Regions from separate parts of the Homo sapiens genome. Here all the other regions are linked to region 3. The links are chromatin contacts, found by Hi-C or POLR2A ChIA-PET in ENCODE. All regions are on one chromosome and are shown on one strand. Each heading gives the region's core, a stretch centred on a gene start or an enhancer-like site at or near the end of the contact. The rest is flanking DNA. Distances are from core to core; before and after follow the strand shown.

Region 1 (2,700 bases), core at 142-2,641, 6.5 Mb after region 3:
CTCCTGCCTCAGCCTCCCAAATAGCTGGGATTACAGGCATATACCACCACGCCTGGCTAATTTTTGTATTTTTAGTAGAGACAGGGTTTCACCATATTGATTAGGCTGGTCTTGAACTCCTGACCTCAAGTGATCCACCCACCTCATCCTCCCAAAGTGCTGGGACTACAGGCGTGAGCCACCACTCCCAACCTATTTTATTTTATTTTATTTATTTTTGTGGGGCTGGGCTTGGTGGCTCATGCCTGTAATCCCAGCACTTTGGGAGGCCAAGGCAGGCAGATGGTTTGAGTTCAGGAGTTCGAGACCAGCCTGGCCAACATGGCAAAACCCTGTCTCTACAAAAATAGAAAAATTAGCCAGGCATGGTGTGGCGCATCTATAGTCCCAGCTACTGAATCTGAGGAGAGAACATGGCTTCACCCTAGGAGGTTGAGGCTACATGAGCTGAGACTGTGCCACTGCACTCCAGCTTGGATGACAGAGCCATATCCTGTCTCAAAAAAACCCAAACCCAAAAAACCCACATTATTTATTTTTATTTTTTCGAGACAGGGCCTCACTCTGTCACCCAGGCTGGAGTGCAGTGGCAGGATCCCGGCTCACTGCAGCCTCGACCTTCCCCAGCTCAAGCAATCATTCTGTCTTGGCCTCCCAAAGTGCTGGGATTACAGGCGTGAGCCATAGTGGCCGGCCAGGCATTAACATTTTAATGACTAGATCTAGAGGTTTGATATAAATATACCTCCTCCTGTAAACATTTGTTGAGCCTATTCCCAATTGCCAGGCACGAGGCCAGGCTCTTCCACTGCCTCACAAGCACCCTGGTCCCGTCCTTGAGTCATCAGCTTCCCAGATGCTTCATATGGGAACCTTGGAGAATCGCGGTGTGCGACTCTCCTCACCCCATTCCTCTCAAATCCAGGCAATGACCAAGTGTCCTGAGATTCATCTTCTGTCTCCCATTCACGCTTCACTTCCATTTCCACAGGGCACCCCCCTCAGCCCTTCCTTGGGTCACTTGTGTCACTGCAATAGCTCATTGACAGAGGCCCCTGCCTCCAGCCTTACCTCCTTCTAATCTATCCCCCTTCATCACGTTATCCCCCAACTCCAAATCCTTCAAGAGTTTCCCAAGTTTCCTTCAAGATCCTCCGTAATCCTGCCCAGACTCTCCGTGGTGGGATGTATTTTATAGAGACCTGCCTGATCCTTGACAGGGGTTTCAGTGAGGGAAGGAGGTGAGGGTCCCAGGGTGCCAGCCTGAGCGGAGGGGTGTGGACACAGGAGGGCCTGGTGCAATGTGGCTGGGGCGAAAATCTGAATCATAGTCAGTGAGGGCAGCCAAATTCCTATCTGGGAAATCAGGGCAGTCTGAAGGGTGAGGCCAAGCTGTAAACAGAATGAGTAATGAGGTCAGAAGCTGGTGGGGACCAGAATCACGTCTAGATGCAGTTCAAGGAAACGGAAATGGTACAAGGCTGAGGCTGTGAATTGAATTATAAGAAGGTATTGAAGTAACCCAAACATGCTGCTCTATGCAGGGATGGGGGTGGGAGGAACAGCCCGAGAAATCTCCCGTTCCTCTCGCTCCCTAAAAGGGTACCAAATACATGCTCTTTGCTTTTTCATGTGTGTGTAAAGGCCCTGTCTCCCCTGCCGCCTACAGTTTCATACCCCTCATATGCCTCCTAGCAATGCCAAGTGATTTGTTCAAAGTTGCATGCAGGCAGATGTGGAAACAGGGCTATATCCCTCCAGCCAACTGGGGATATGCTAGGGCAGTGAGCTGAAACTCAGGTTCATAGGTTGGCAAATTACATCTCAGATTCTTCATCTGTAAAATGAGGATAATAACAACATACTTCATAATAGTGTTATATTACAATAACACCACTATGAGGATTAGCCAAGCAAATATTTCTAAAATACTTAGAACAGTGCTTGGTACCTCGTATATGTTGTATAAGTGTTCGTTAAATAAAAATAAGGTACTCAGCTGGTAGGTAGGGCCAGTACTGAAAGTCAGTTCTAATTTTAACATTTGAGTCCTTAGCTCTTCCAAAACTAAGGTCAACAGCAGGCTACGGTGGACTAGGCTGACTACAGGACTTTCAAAAATTAATTTTCCCAGCCAGGCATGGTGGCTCACGCCTGTAATCCCAGCACTTTGGGAGGCTGAGGCGGGCGGATCTTGAGGTCAGGAGATCGAGACCATCCTGGCCAACATGGTGAAACCCCGTCTCTACTAAAAATACAAAAATCAGTTGGGCGTGATGGTGAGTGCATATAATCCCAGCTACTTGGGAGGCTGAGGCAGGAGAATCACTTGAACCAGGGAGCTGGAGGTTGCAGTGAGCAGAGATTGTGCCACTGCACTCCAGACTGGCGACAGAGCGAGACTCCGTCTCAAAAATAATAATTTTCCACTGTGTGCGATGGCTCACGCCTGTAATCCCAGCACTTTGGGAGGCCAAGGTGGGTGGATCACTTGAATCTGGGACTTTAAGACCAGCCTGGGCAACATGGCAAAACCTCGTCTCTACAAAAAATACCTGCCCCCCCGCAAAAAAAAAAAAAAAAAAAAAAAAAATTAACCAGGCATGGTGGTGCGCACCTATAGTACCAGCCACTCAGGAGGCTGAGGTGGGAGGATTGCTTGAACCCGGAAGGTCAAGGTGAGCTGTAATCTCACCACTG
Region 2 (2,700 bases), core at 12-2,511, 6.0 Mb after region 3:
CTTGAACCCGGGAGGCGGAGTTTGCAGTGAGCCGAGGTCGCGCCATTGCACTCCAGCCTGGGCAACAGAACGAGACTCCATCTCAAGAAAAAAAAAAAAAGAAAAAAGAAAAAAAAAAACATAATAATTGGCATATCTTTCAGCTAAGAGGGAATAAATAAAAAGACAGGTTCTTTTTCTCTCTTTTTTTTTTTGTGCAGTGGTAGGATCTCAGCTCACGGCAACCTCCGCCTCCTGGGTTCAAGCGATTCTCCTGCTCTCAGCCTCCCAAGTAGCTGGGATTACAGGCGCCTGCCACCATGCCCGGCCATTTGTATTTTTAATAGAGACGGGATTTCACCATGTTGGCCAGGCTGGTCTTGAACTCCTGACCTCAAGTGATCCGCCTGCCTCGGCCTCCCAAAGTGCTGGGATTACAGGCATGAGCCACCGCGCCCGGCCCTTGGTGATTTTTCTAACCCAATCACAGTCTCTCTCCCCTTAATTACTCTTGCGGCTCTGTCTTCGTAAGGGAAGTGGCCCGGACAAAATACATGCCAGGCAGTGCAACGGCTGCTAGGAGAAAGGCTCGAGATACCCCTCCTGGCATTTGCTTGGGGGCCAGAATTTACATTCAATCTTCTTCAGAAACTTCCCTTTCCGGGTGTTTGCTAAAGGTGATAGTTTCCAGGTCACCTGACCGGTCTCCTTTGCTGTCGGCGCCAAGTCCTGCAAGTTTGCTTGAGAGACGAGAAACCAGCAAGAGTTGGGCAAACTTTCCAAACCAGGCTTTTCCTTCAGTGTGGAATCTAGGCGGCCACAGTCTGGTGCCAGCTGGGTCACAAACAGCTCCGTGACCTGTTTGTAAACGCGATGCTCTTAGTTCCAGACTAACCGCTCACAAGGGTGAAGCACTTAATTAATTCATCTCTTAATCTTGTTAGGGGCCAACGGCTCCTATTAGTGTTTGAGCGTGACGGCGACGGTGCTGTTTATGAAGCCCTAGCCTATTTGGAGGTGAGGAAGAGGAGTCTGTGGGTAACCTGGAGGTCGACAGACCGGGAGGAACGCTCGAGGGAGCACCAGGCCTGTTACAACGAGCGCGCGCCGACGCACGTCTCCACCCACCCGGCGCAACCGCCAGAGCGCGCTCCCAGCAACCGCGGCTCTCGCTGCGTTTGTAGCCATACGTCACGGCCTCTTCTGCTTCTCATTGGGGGAGCCCGTCCAATCATGTGATTCCAGTATGGCGTATAAATAAAGGCGAGGAGAAGGCGGTGGTCCGCCATTTCGTGGACGCCGGGTGAGTGAGAGAGTTGGTTGGTGTTGGGCCGGAGGAAAGCGGGAAGACTCATCGGAGCGTGTGGATTTGAGCCGCCGCATTTTTTAACCCTAGATCTCGGTAAGAGACCAGCGAAAGAGGGAATGAGGTGGAAATGGAATTTAACAGTACCAAGGAGCCAGGCCCAATGGCGGCGCCAGATTGAGACAAAGAGGCGCCGCCGCCATTTTGTGACGTTCAGCACGGGGCGGTGGCGGGGGCTCCCGGCCCATCGGAGGGTTTCCTAGTCTTGGAGTGGAAGTCTTTATATTCCTCATTGGGGCATGAGCCAGGATGGGGGTTACCTGGGAGTTGGGAACCACAAAGGGGAGCCGATAGCCGAGTTGTATTCCAGGTCACGGCCTTTTTATTTTTATGGCGCCTTTTTTTTTTTTGGCCCCTCATTTAATTGGGAAGCTTCTCAGAATGTTTTTGTAAAGTCACTAACCAAGACCGGACCTTTCAGTTCATATTAAATGGCCCCCGTAGTCACCTTACTTTCATGTAGTTTCAGATTTTGCAGCCTGAATCTAATCACCTTTTTCTAAGACCGAAAGATCTTCCTTGAACTTAAGATTCGTTCTTTCATCGCTTCCCATTAAAATGGAGGCTTAAGACAGGTGCCAGCAGTGTTTTTAAAAATTTTCACCAGTGGTTTGGTCTTAGAACTTACTCCTGGGCACAGGGTGTGGTCACGGCAAATAGGATGTGTCTGGACTGGATATTTTAATTAGACAAGCCCAGAGTAAGAAGAACGTGGTGTTTATGGAAAGCACTTCAGCTGAATTATTGAGTAGATGGTTTTTATGTAATTGAAACTGGTCTACAAGTTTATCAGATTCATCGTCGAAGTGACTCAGTAATAAAGCTTTATCAAATACAAGTCCGCCAAGGAAGAACAAAAAAATAAGTCCCCAAAGTGCAGTAAATTTTTTAGTAGCAAATATCTCTTTGTAATTTTTTATTAAAGTGAAATTATCTTTAAGTGGTATTTAGTATATTCAGTGTTGTGTAATCATCACTTACACGTAGTTCCAAAACATTTCCGTCACCTCCCCCCGCAGGAGACTACTACCCATTGAGCACTTACTCCCAGATTCCCTGTCCCCCTTCCTCTAGTCCCTAGCAACCACTAATCTTCCTGTCTCTCTGAACTTAGCTATTTTAGATATTTAGTATTTATGGAATCGTGTACTTTTATGTCTGGCTTCTTTAACTTAGCGTAATGTTTTCAAGATTTTCCAACGTTGGAGGATTTGTCAGTACATCATTCTGAATAATACTCATTTTATGTCTATACCACATTTTGCTTATCCGTTTCTGTTGATGGACATTTGGGTTAACATCTTTGGGCTACTGTGAATAAGTGCTACTATGAGTTTACATTTTTTAAAAAACTG
Region 3 (2,700 bases), core at 76-2,575:
GAGGATTTAACAGTCATTTAAAAAGTTATAGCGAGCTATTACTTCTCTCTGCCCATCTCCTTACCCTGCAATCTTTATGTACAGATTGCTTATTAATCTGGCAAATTGAAAGGCACCCTGCTTGTCTCACACACAAAGAAGTGGTACTTCTGGGCCACAAGATCCACCATCTCTTGTATGTGAGCTCATTAACCCTTTTGAAGACTGCTGCTAACCAGAGGAAGGTAACCATTCCTCCTTATATAAACACATATGGCTTTGGCAGTCTGGAAATTGGCTGGATTACCAAGGGTTAACCATCAAAATCCTCACTTGCTGGCCCTCCCTCCACCCTCTCTTTGCCTGCAGCAAGGCAGGGAAGAGATAGGTGGTAGGGGAGAGAGAACAAGACTGTTTAGACCCACAGGCCCTTTTTAATGGAGATTAAGTGACCAGATTGGTCCTTCTCCAGTTCTCTATTTGTTCTATGGTCTCATTTCTTCCTCTCATTATTTTTGGTTTCACAACGGGAAACGTTGATTTCTTGTTGCAAGGCTGGTTTTTGAAAATTCGACACTTACTATCCAATTTTTTTGCGACGTCAGCACCTCGGGCTCAGGGGGGAGGGGGTAAAATTTTGGAGGAAAAAAAATAAAACAACCAACCAGGACCCAAAACTCAATTATTTAGGGGGCCTCATTGGATCAAAAAGTCTTTTAAAAAATAAAGGCCAACTCAGTATTCATTTCCCCCCCACCCAACTCCATTTAGGGAGGGGGGTCGCAGAAAAAAGTTCTGAGTGGATTCAAAAAAGTAAACGCTGGATGAGTGAATTTGGGTGGTTTGGGAAGGGAGGGTGGTTGATTATTTTTGAAGTTATGTAGTGACGGTCCTTCGGCCACAGATTTCAAGTCCCAAGCAGCGTGGGCTGGTGGGGTGGGCAAGATAGGTGGGAAGGGGCAGAAGACACAAGTGGTTGGGCTGGTGGCTGCTGTTTTCCCTTTCCCCCCTCTCTCAGGATCCTTTCAAGGGCTTAGATGTTGCTGCGGCTTGTTTCTGTTTTCCTCGTGGCCGGCCTGTCTTTCTCCGAGAAAATTCAAACCTGGGATAAAAGGAACACAAGGGAGAAAGATGTAATCAGTACGGGTTGCTTCAAAACACTCACAAATGCCATCTTTGTTGTCCCCAAACAAACCTGTGTCCCATCCTGATCGCAACCGCTTTAAGCCGTGGCTCTCAAATGAACCCATCCATCCCTATCCCGCTTCCCAGATCCAACGCTCTCCGCAAAATTTTACCCACTAGACGACAAAGTAGGCAAACTTACCTCTAAACGAACCCCAGAATGGCGGCCGCCCGCTCGGGTGGAGTCTTTTATACCCGGACGCCGCCCAACGCGCCCAAACGTGCTAGTGAAACGCCCTTGTCGCGAGACATTATACGCGAGGCGTGAACTCATTGGTCAACCCAAATGACAACTCGCCAACTGATTGGCTACTCTCACTTCACCTTTGCTCCGCCCCTTTCCCTGGCACTCTCTTCCGCCTCCTTCCTGCCTCCCTGTCGCGTGCGCGTGACCAGGAGCCTAGCACCTCCCTTTCCTCTGCTTCCGCCACTTCCGCCCTGGAGAACATTTCTCACCCAGGATTGGTAGAAACCTAAGAGCGCATGCGCACTGAGAGGATACCGCTAAAAATCGCCTTCAAAATTGCTTAAAAGGCAAACTTTAACAATGCGATCTAAGAGTCGTAGTGACTGGCCAAAAAAAACCGCAATTTTGGGGTCTAATTCGATTGTGACGCAGTTGAAATTAGCTTCTCCCCCATGCCTTCCCTTTCACGCTTCCGTCCTGACGCAAACGTGGGGCCGCCTTCCGCACTGCGGGCTTGTCCTTGGCCCTGCCCTACTCAGTTTCCTGAAGCATGCGCAGTTGCCTTTCCGTCAATTCCTGTCCTGGGCGTACGTCAAGATGGCGGCGTCTGTATTAAACACCGTGCTGAGGCGGCTTCCTATGCTATCTCTCTTCCGAGGTTCTCACAGAGTTCAGGTAACTCTTCGAAAGACATTTTGCACAACCTCAAGTTGGTTATACCTTCTCGAGGTTGTCGCTCCACTGTCAGGAATCCACGAGTGGAGACCTTCCCACGTGTGTCTTAGCTGTCTAGGCAGTACTTCCTGCAACCCCCCCCCCACACCCCGCGCATTTTCTAATCCCGAGCCGAGGACTAAACGCCAGGGTTAGGTATCATCCTTTTTCCAAAATGCCATTTCAGTAAAATAACTTAAGTGATGGAATTGACCCCTGTCCACCCTCAGTCATGCATAACCAGCTTTTTAAAAATTATTTAACTAATTAAGGGGCCATGCTAATCTCTGTATCGTTGCAATTTTAGCATAACATATGTACTCCCCAAGCGAGCGCCACAACCAGCTGTTAACTATGCAAGTGGTGACTAAATCTGTGTTGCTCTGGAATGTCCTTGGGGAAATTAGGGATCCCAATTTCTACCAACCTTGCTATTTCTCAATAAGGTCAGGATATATTCTTACGACCTGAGGACAGTTTCTCAGCTCTCTTTATTAAATCAGTTTCTTATCGGAGTTATGAGAGCTTAACTCCGTCCTTTGAATTGAGGTTTCCCTCCAGTCTTGTGTACTCACCTCTCTGGAGGTTCTTGGTGGGGCACGGTGAGATAGGAAGGCTTGCCCAGCTGCCACTCC
Region 4 (2,700 bases), core at 121-2,620, 6.3 Mb after region 3:
GTAACCTATGAATGACATGCTGAGACCAGAAACCCAAAATGATGTAACTGAGAGTGGCGCTAAGGCCCTAAGTTCTGGTCACGCTGTCACCTAAGTAAGAACCTGGCCAAAAGTGAGGAATTTTTTTTTAAACAAAATCATGGGAGGCCATTATTTTGGACTGAGCTCATGCACTAGGCACCAACAAACCAAACCAAACTAAAATGGAGTCACTCATGCTAAATGTGACATAATCAAACCAAGGCTTTAAAAAAACACAAAATGCTAGAACAGACCAGGTTTTTTCTCCTGTAAACAGATGTTTCAGAATAAGGAGGTATCCTCTACTCAGCCCTTATTCTCTTCCTGCAAAACCCACTGTTCTACTGTTTCCTAGTGAGTTTCAAAACCATACAGGTACACTTATGACAGCGATAATAACATCAATGACCAAGGTTTTGGTCAATCTCTCAAAATTGAGAAAATGACCAAAACGGGGGAATTGTTAAGGCAAACTAAATATGGCCTGAGAAGGACTCTGTCCTTCTATATTTGAGTCCTTGTGGATGAACTGTAACATAGCTTAATAGTCAAACAAAATTGAAAACCTAACTTAATAGTATACACCTGTAACAATAACTGAGTGGTGGCCAATCCCAGCGGCCATACTTCAACCACTCACAGCCTGCTGAATGTTCAATCTGCGTTCAAATCAGGCAAACACCGAGCTGTAACCAACCTCACTGTTTCTGTACCTTACTTCCGATTCCTGTGCCTCACTTTGCCTTTTTTATCTATAAATTTGTTCTGACCATGAGGCACCCTGGGAGTCTGTGAATCTGCTGTGATTCTGGGGGTTGCCTGATTCGTGAATCTTCCATTGCTCAATTAAACTCCTTTATACTTAATTCGGCTTAAGTTTTTCTTTTATCAACAGAGTAAGCTCTCACTAATGAGTGGGCTGAGTGAAAACTGGAGGGATTTGTTCGTCTTTCTCAAGAGTAGTAGCTTCCAGAAGGAAGGGGCTGCTCTTCATTTACATTTCCCTTCCACTCCCATCCCTTAATGCCTAACATGCTGCCTGGCACATAGTAGGGGACTCAGTAAATGCTTGTTCTATGGATCAGTTCAGCTATGAAGTCTGTGTGAGCCAGTCCAGGTAAATTAGGAAGACAAGGATTTAGGACTGGGGCGAAAAGAGCCAGAACGGAAGAAGGACGCCAGGGGGAGCAAGAACCTACACTCTCCAGATATCGCGAGAGGTCCCGCGCTCGCCACGACACTGAGTGTTCTGTTTTGGGCGGAAGCGCTGGACGAGAGGAGGAATTACTCTAGGGTACAAGGCCTCGCCCAGGAGTGGGGGGTTGCTTCCGGGTCGCGCTCCCGGAAACAGGAAGTTGCCCATCCTCCTCGCCCGGCGGCAGCTGTCCCCGAGGCGGGAGGAGCCCGAGGGGCGCGAGCCCCGCATGTGAGTGACTGGGGCCCGAGGCTGGGTGGGGGGAGGCCGCCCTGTGACAGCCTCGCCGCGCCCGTCTCTGACATCCTCGCGCAGCCGCTTCTCGCCGCTGCTACCACCCTCTATCCCAGCGCGGATCCCTTTTCTCAGTCTCTCCAGTTTTGTAGACTGACAGCATCCCCTGGCAGCTCCCCCGGGGTCGACTCCCTTAAGACATCTGTCACTTTCTTTGACTCCGCCGGGGAGAGCAAAACGAGGTGGACCTTGCTTGAACTTGGTTCTCAGGCATCACAGCAGTGTCCATAACTTGAGCGTTGCTAATGAAGTCCAGATTTCTGCCCTTTTGACGGAATTTTTAAGAAATTAAGAGTAGATTCCCCACCCCCTTCTGAAAGATCTTTTTCTAATAATCGTTAGGGGGCAATAATTTTTTTTCTTTAAATGTGTACTTGGTATGTGATAAACCTGGCATCTTGGATTTCAGAAAGAAATATGACTTGGTTTCTTGACACAAGTAAAATAGTTGTTTGTAATCACCTCTTAGTAGAAGGAAATTTGCCTGCGTCGTGTTTTGTAGTATTTTAAGACTGTTAACCGTGCAGGCCACACTTTCTAGTCTCAGAGCCCTCATAGCCTTTGTATTCGCAAATATGTTTCTTTTAAAGTATTTAGTCATAAATCACTTTATAATAGAGACTACTTCCAGATACTTAGTATTCTGACTTTTCTGATGGCTCATTTGGTAGTTCCTGTGGTGGGATCTTCTATAGACGTCTCTCCCTTAATAAATTCGTTCATTTGAATTTGGGTTGTCAAAATTTCCCTCTAGGGAATAACATGCCTTTAAAATAATAACTAATAAATTCAATTCTGCTACATTGAAGTTTTGACTAAAGGTTCATGTAGCCCAACTTGCATACCAGAAAGAGGTCCTGTTTCTGTCAGACCTTTTCTGCCTTGGACTGAGGCATTTTTCAAGACCTGCTTTGAATACCTGTTCCTCCACAGCTACTCCACACACCAGAAACAATGTCCAAATGCTAGATTCCTAACCTGCTAACCTTAAACCCTCATCACATTGTTGCTACCTCTGCGTTTTTTTGTTTTTTTTTTTTTGAGACGGAGTCTCACACTGTCGCCCAGGCTGGAGTGCAGTGGCGTGATCTCTGCTCACTGCAAGCTCCGCCTCCCCGGTTCACACCATTCTCCTGCCTCAGGCTCCCGACCTCTGCATTTTTAAAAATGAATAAAATAATAAAACATAA

Evidence for each region. Hi-C counts contacts between places; a loop is a spot of excess contacts on that map. ChIA-PET counts read pairs that join two places held with the same protein, here RNA polymerase II (POLR2A). Pooled maps may share reads with other maps.
Region 1: a map of sigmoid colon shows a loop between it and region 3 (8-fold over the local background). The contact joins the enhancer-like site here to the promoter of PPP1R10 in region 3. A Hi-C loop is called at or near these places in 1 of 168 maps with a recorded cell type or tissue (sigmoid colon) and 2 of 50 pooled maps. POLR2A ChIA-PET finds 5 or more read pairs at or near these places in 1 of 52 experiments (AG04450).
Region 2: a pooled map shows a loop between it and region 3 (16-fold over the local background). The contact joins the promoter of SRSF3 here to the promoter of PPP1R10 in region 3. A Hi-C loop is called at or near these places in 8 of 50 pooled maps. POLR2A ChIA-PET finds 5 or more read pairs at or near these places in 2 of 52 experiments (AG04450 and B cell).
Region 4: POLR2A ChIA-PET joins it to region 3 with 11 read pairs in Panc1. The contact joins the promoter of C6orf89 here to the promoter of PPP1R10 in region 3. POLR2A ChIA-PET finds 5 or more read pairs at or near these places in 2 of 52 experiments (Panc1 and activated B cell).

Annotation. Positions count from the first base shown.
Region 1 is chr6:37,133,385-37,136,084 of GRCh38, forward strand. No RefSeq gene overlaps it. Among named protein-coding and RNA genes, the nearest start is that of PIM1, 35 kb to the right of the region's middle. Within about 2 kb of position 1,392, at least 24 of the 41 ENCODE cell types and tissues checked have a DNase peak (open chromatin) inside an H3K27ac peak, as active enhancers do; they include sigmoid colon, where a contact is called at or near this core.
Region 2 is chr6:36,593,101-36,595,800 of GRCh38, forward strand. SRSF3 (serine and arginine rich splicing factor 3) reads left to right here and starts at 1,262. Exons shown (of 6, transcript NM_003017.5): 1 at 1,262-1,381. RefSeq lists enhancers at 770-929, 1,038-1,719, 1,320-1,549.
Region 3 is chr6:30,615,918-30,618,617 of GRCh38, forward strand. It overlaps PPP1R10 (protein phosphatase 1 regulatory subunit 10), which reads right to left and starts at 1,326. Exons shown (of 20, transcript NM_002714.4): 1 at 1,307-1,326; 2 at 561-1,081. It overlaps MRPS18B (mitochondrial ribosomal protein S18B), which reads left to right and starts at 1,923. Exons shown (of 7, transcript NM_014046.4): 1 at 1,923-2,026. The coding sequence starts at 1,949. RefSeq lists an enhancer at 1,584-2,152.
Region 4 is chr6:36,884,582-36,887,281 of GRCh38, forward strand. C6orf89 (chromosome 6 open reading frame 89) reads left to right here and starts at 1,371. Exons shown (of 9, transcript NM_001286635.2): 1 at 1,371-1,447. RefSeq lists an enhancer at 1,131-1,210 and a silencer at 1,431-1,610.